2 separate regions of the Homo sapiens genome follow, and region 1 is linked to region 2. A link is an interaction called in ENCODE POLR2A ChIA-PET data of the cell type or tissue named here. Cell type or tissue: PC-9. All regions are shown on one strand. Links, peaks and the distances in the headings refer to the core of each region. The heading gives the core; the rest is flanking DNA.

Region 1 (2,909 bases), core at 273-2,772, 160 kb before region 2:
ACTTAACACAATATTCTCAGTTCCATCCATGTTGCTGCAAATGACAGGATCTCACACTTTTTTATGGCTGAATAGTACTCCATGGTATGTGCACACCACATTTTCTTTATCTGTTCCTCTGTTGTCGGACCCCTAGGTTGATTCCTTCTCTTGGCTATTGTGAACGGTGCTCGGTAAACATGGGGGTCTGCATTGTCTCCCTGATACAATAATTTCCTTTCCTTTGAACCGATTCCCAGTAGTGGGATTGCTGGATCATGTGGTAGTTTTATTTGTAGTTTTTTGAAGGAACCTCCATGCTGTTCTCCATAGTGGCTGCACTAGTTCACATTCACTAGTTACAACAGTGTAGAAGAGTTCGCTTTTCTCTGCATCCTCTCCAGCATTTGTTATTTTTTGTCTTTTTGATAGTAGCCAGCCCAACTGGGGAATATGATACCTCATTGTGGTTTCGATTTGCGTTTCCCTGATGATTAGGGATGTTGAATTTTTTTTTTATATGTTCGTTGGCTATTTGTATGTTTTCTTTTGAGAAATGTCTGTTCAGATCGTTTGGCGATTTTTTTAATCGGATTTTTTTTTTTTTTTTTTGGCCGTTGAGATATTTCAGTTCTTTGTATATTCTGGGTATTAATCCCCCCATCAGATGAGTAGTTTACAAATATTTTGTCTTATTCTTTTCACTCTGTAGATTGTTTCCTTTGCTGTGCAGAAGCTTTGAACGTTCTTGTACCTGTCTTGTTGTGGTGTGCCTTCCTTTCTCTTGGGTTCCCTTGGGAGCTGGTTATAGGAGTAGACACACACAAACACACACACATATATGTAAAATCTAATCAACTACCAAATGGTTTTCTCGAGTAACTGTACCATTTTCCACTGTCCCCAGCCATGAGTGTAAGTTCTGGTTACCCTACATCTTCACCAGCACTTGGAATTATCAGCCTTTATAATTTTGCTGTAAAATTATTTTCTGCTGTAGAAAAACCAATTAAAGCAGGAGTGTCATCAGGGAAAGACTCTTCTCTTCAGGCCTTGTATCCTACATTTTCACTGCATGAGAAGCGCCCACCAGTGAAACACAGGGTAGCAGGAAACCTGGGGTGGGCAGCTAACTAACCCAGCTTCCTAATCACTGAGACTACTTCGTTACAATGTCTTGCCAGACACAGTCAGCATGAGTCATCCTCACAACTATATCTAGGAGTCTTTCCATCAAATGTGTGCAAATGCGGGTTTATGGAGAAATTTATCTTACTTCCTTAGTGTTCTCTGTTATATTAAGGTATATGTTAAAAAGTTCATTTATAATTAAAATAATTCTTCTAATTTGCTAATAAAATGCTTTATACCAACTTCAATTGGTCTCTGGACTGTGATAGGCCTAAGTGTGCATCATGTCTTGACTACTTCCTATGTGACCTGGGGACATTTTCTTAACTTCCAGCATCCGTATCTGTAAAATAGGTATAATACCCACCTCTTAGCATTACTGTGAAACTTAAAAGAGATAATGAAATGCATGTCAGGCAACTAGTACCTGATAGATACTGAATGAGGGATAAACATTTTCTTGTACTTTGAAGAATTAGAATACATTTGAGTCCCCAAGTACCCTTGAGTCATGCCATTGAAAACAAACAAAAAAAAATCCTGTTGAACTGATTGCCACAGGTTTCAAAATCAGTGTGTTGTGTGGCATTTCTGTGAAAACATGGAACATATCCAGTCTTGCTGTTGCTTTACCTAAGGTACTAAATCTTTCTTGGCCATCTTGTTAACATGAGGTGCCGTGGCATAAAGGTCTGTCTTGTCTATTTATTCAACAAATATTTATTGGTCTGTGATGTTTTTTCCTCCTAACATAATTCTGCCATATTATCCTATGATGTTTTATATGTTATGTAAGAGCCTTCTGGGGCATAATAGAGCAGCAGCACAGAACGTAACGTGATTGTTTGCTTTTCCCGCTGCGCTGTGTAGCCCACATCCTTCTACAACTCCAACAACTGGTTCAGTACCAGGCGCAGAGTGAATGTTCTCTAAATGTGGGCAGTGTTGATGAGTGAAGAATCTTAAGCAGAGAAGAAACTCATGTCCCTGACTGACTCCTGTGAGACGTTTATCTTGCAGTGAGTTTATTCAGCAGCCACAAATCAATTTGAAGGTGGAAAATGTTTGCTTTGAAAACAAGGAAAAACCTAACCCATCAGAAGCGTTCATGATTAGCAGTCTGCAAAAGTTGATCATACACATTGAGTTATCCTCGTCATACCCAACCAAAACAGAGCCGAGAAACTAGGGGAAAGGCACTCAAGGCATTGCTCCAGAAATGGAATTCTCTGCAAACCTGGCTGCTGAAACTGCCTGCTATAACCTGAAACCTGTTTTATCTGATGTCTACTGTGACGACGTGCTGCAGCTCTAAGACTAGCTTTGCCCACCACTCTCACTCACCTATCAGAGATTGCCAGTTTCCCAAAACCTTTCTTGTGCCGATGAACTTTCTCAAAGAGCAATAGTAACATTTCTCTTTTTTATAAAACATCTAAGCTTCTCTTTGTTCTTTGGACATACTGAAGACTACCTGATCTACAGGTATGCTCCCAATTGCAGCAGTTTTTTTCTTCTCAAATAAAACATTTGAATTTCAGAGATTTGTTTCTATTTTATTTGATTTTGGCAAGCCTCAGATGAGGACGAACGTTGGGCATATTCAGTCTTTTCCATTGGCTCATCCCAGTCATGTCCCATTTCATTTTGAGCCATCATTTTTTGCCTTGATGAAGGCACAAAATTCAGTTAAACAATGTACGTAGTTAACTACATTTGTTTTTGTTTGTTTGTTTGTTTGTTTTTTGAGATGGAGTCTCCCTCTGTCACCCAGGCTGGAGTGCAATGGCGCAATCTTG
Region 2 (2,909 bases), core at 239-2,738:
GGCCCCCTCACGAGCCAGATTCCTCAGCAGGTTATTGGGGTAGGAGACATTGGTGCCCAGCGCATAATTAATCCCGGGCTGGGCCACCCTGGCTAGCTTGTCAAAGACCTCCTGGCAGGACCGCAGCAGGGCAAACTCCCCCGGCTCCCGGGGGTCGGGCACGGCTGCCTCGTAACGCGAGGGGCACACGAGGTGCATGGCGACCCTGGCGCGCATGTCGGGGCAGTGGCTGCTCAGCGCGTAGGCCAGCACCGTGGCCAGCTGCGCCTCCTCCTTGGTGGCCGCGAACACCGACACGGACAGCGGGCCCTCCCAGCGCTCCAGCAGACCCGACAGGTGCAGCAGGTTGTCCACGCTGGCGTGCGTGGCCAGGATCACATCGTTGGGGTCCATGGTGGTCTTCAGCAGGCCCCTGTAGACGCGGTAATCGCCGCTAGCGTCCAGGACGCCTCCAGAGGCCAGCGCGGTGCGGAGCTGCGCCTTGACCTGGTCCACGGACCGTGGGGACGGGGGAAAGAACTCAAAATATTGGTCTTGCTCCTCCTGCCCGTGCAGTCCGGACAGCAGCGACAGGTAGAGCAGCTGCAGCATCGCCACCAGCATGAGCGCGGCCAGCAGCAGCTGGTAGAAGGCGCACCGGATGGCGTAGGACATCTGCATGGCTCTCGGGGCTCGGGGCGCGCAGCAACGACCACCCGGCCACAGACTACGCCAGCGGCCGCAAGCCCGGATTTACCGCAGCCTGCCGAGCGCAGCCGAGGCGAGCCGAGGCCAGCCGAGCCCCGAGCGCCGCCCCGCCCGCCGCCCGCCGCCCGCCGCCCGCCGCCCGCCACCGCCCCCAGCCCCCGGCGCGCCGGCTCGCCCCCTACGAGGGAGGAGGAGCCACGGCCCCGCCGCTCGGCCGCGCGCCGTGCAGACGCCCGCCCGCCCGGGCCCCGCCGGCTTCCCGGGACGCACTCCTCTCCCTCCCCGCCGGCGCGCGCACCCTGGACCGGGCGCGCCCTGAACGCGCGGCGCGCTCGGCCGGACTCGGAGGGAAACCGCGGCAGAGCTCGGCTGCAGCGTGGTAAAGGATGGCGCGGGCTCAGCAGAAAGGAAATCAAAACGCTCCCTTCCTTCCGCGGCTTCTTCTTTCCCTGTGTCCGAAGAGGTCTGCGTTGCGACTTACGTGGTAGTGCTTGGAAGGTGCGGAGTAGATGAGAGATAAGTGAATGTGGACAAACCTGTCACGTAGGACGAGGTGGCCGAGTGGTTAAGGCGATGGACTGCTAATCCATTGTGCTTTGCACGCGTGGGTTCGAATCCCATCCTCGTCGGCCCTGTTTTATAGAGGTTGGGGGGGAAGCATCTACATTTTCACATCCTGCCTATTTGGAGCAGCAAGCTGGAGGTGCGAGGGGTGAGGCATCTAAATTTTCACATCCTGCCTGTGGAGCAGCAAGCTGAAGAAAACTGAACTGGGGGTGAGAGTGGAATTCGATCCCAAGTCTCTCTGGTCTTTATCCACCACGCATCTCCTGCCTGCTCCTACTTCAGGTGTCTGTAGCTCTGGGCAGAGGCCAAAGGTGTTTTCTTTCCTTCTAGAAAGAGGGCCCAGGGGTTGGTGGCACGGAAAAGACTAGAACCGGGATTCTGGCCAGTGTGAAGTTGGGGGCCAACGTATGATCTGCAGGAATCAGGGAAGCCCCCCATTGGAGGCATCGCCCTCCCCGTCCGAAGTAGTGGTACTTGTCCTACTCTCCAGCACTTCTCCTAGGGCGGAGACCTTGTGTCCACATGCCCTGCTCCCCAACACACACAATCTCTTTTTTTTTTTTTTTTTTTTTTTTTGAGGCGGATTCTCGCTCTGTCGCCCAGGCTGGAGCGCAGTGGCGCGATCTCGGCTCACTGCAACCTCTGCCTTCCAGGTTCAAGCGATTCTCCTGCCTCAGCCCCGAGTAGCTGGGACTACTAGCGCATGCAGCACGCCCGGCTAATTTTTTGTATTTTTAGCAGAGACGGAGTTTCACCGTGTTAGCCAGGATGGTCTCGGATCTCCTGACCTCCTGATCCGCCCACCTCGGCCTCCCAAAGTGCTGGGATTACAGGTGTGAGCCACCGCGCCCGGCCGCACACAAACTCTTAAGCAGAAGGCTTTGAACATTCCAATATCAGGCCACTATACTCTTAATAAGTATTTGTGGATTAATTCATCTGTGGACTCTTTAGAACAGGAGAGGCCGTGGGAAGGGCAGACACTGCCACTGCTAAATCAATTACCGTATATTACTCAACTTTTTAGGCTGAGCCAGGGAGGCCCCTATAGGGCAGAGTGCTCTGAATCTTGGGATGTCAGGACAGACTGGGCAGGGCTTCAAATAAGGATAAAGTGTTTGTCCCACTATTCCACAGGCAGTAGGGTGCCAAGGTTGTTGAGTTGAAGAGTGATCAGAAAACCTTTATTTTGCAGCCCAGAGCAAAAACACACACTGAGTACCTGGTCTCTGCCAGGAACTGTGTTAGGCACGAGGGATGGGCCTTGGAGGAGACACAGGTATTGTCCTTGAGAGTTTCCACTGGTGACCTTGGCTGTAAAGAGGAGAAAAGTAAGTGCAGATCCTTTCAGCACAGGCCTTATAGACTGGAGGCTCAGAAGTCAGACATGCTGCCATGTGGATTTTCTTTGACCTCCTCAGTGTTTTATTTTTTATTTATTATTATTATTATTATTTGAGACAGAATTTTGTTCTTCTTGCTCAGGCTGGAGTGCAATGACGCGATCTTGGCTCACTGCAACCTTGCCTCCTAGGTTCAAGTGATTCTCCTGCCTCAGCCTCCTGAGTAGCTGGGATTACAGGAGTGCACCACCATGCCTGGCTAATTTTTTGTATTATTTTTTAGTAGAGATGGGGTTTCATCATGTTAGCCAG

What was found. ChIA-PET counts read pairs that join two places held together with the same protein. Peaks named below come from ENCODE experiments on the same cell type or tissue, not always from the same donor. Only the 100,000 strongest peaks of a DNase experiment are listed, where the experiment ranks them.
Region 1: POLR2A ChIA-PET joins it to region 2 with 9 read pairs; 3 of 35 experiments call an interaction of 5 or more read pairs at or near these places.

What each region holds. Positions count from the first base shown.
Region 1 is chr11:66,187,587-66,190,495 of GRCh38, forward strand. The region is part of intron 1 of PACS1 (phosphofurin acidic cluster sorting protein 1); the gene reads left to right. It overlaps LOC105369354 (a long non-coding RNA gene), which reads left to right. Exons shown (of 2, transcript XR_950219.2): 2 at 1,981-2,650. Among named protein-coding and RNA genes, the nearest start is that of KLC2, 69 kb to the right of the region's middle. In PC-9, for the core only: no CTCF peak of the experiment used is centred there; no DNase peak of the experiment used is centred there.
Region 2 is chr11:66,346,886-66,349,794 of GRCh38, forward strand. B4GAT1 (beta-1,4-glucuronyltransferase 1) reads right to left here and starts at 744. Exons shown (of 2, transcript NM_006876.3): 1 at 1-744. The coding sequence starts at 660. It overlaps B4GAT1-DT (B4GAT1 divergent transcript), which reads left to right and starts at 1,106. Exons shown (of 2, transcript NR_135761.1): 1 at 1,106-1,185. It overlaps TRS-GCT3-1 (tRNA-Ser (anticodon GCT) 3-1), which reads left to right and starts at 1,235; the gene lies at 1,235-1,316. RefSeq lists a silencer at 788-1,377 and an enhancer at 1,404-1,904. In PC-9, for the core only: no CTCF peak of the experiment used is centred there; a DNase peak (open chromatin) is centred at 1,246; H3K4me3 peaks cover 1,432 bases; H3K27ac peaks cover 826 bases.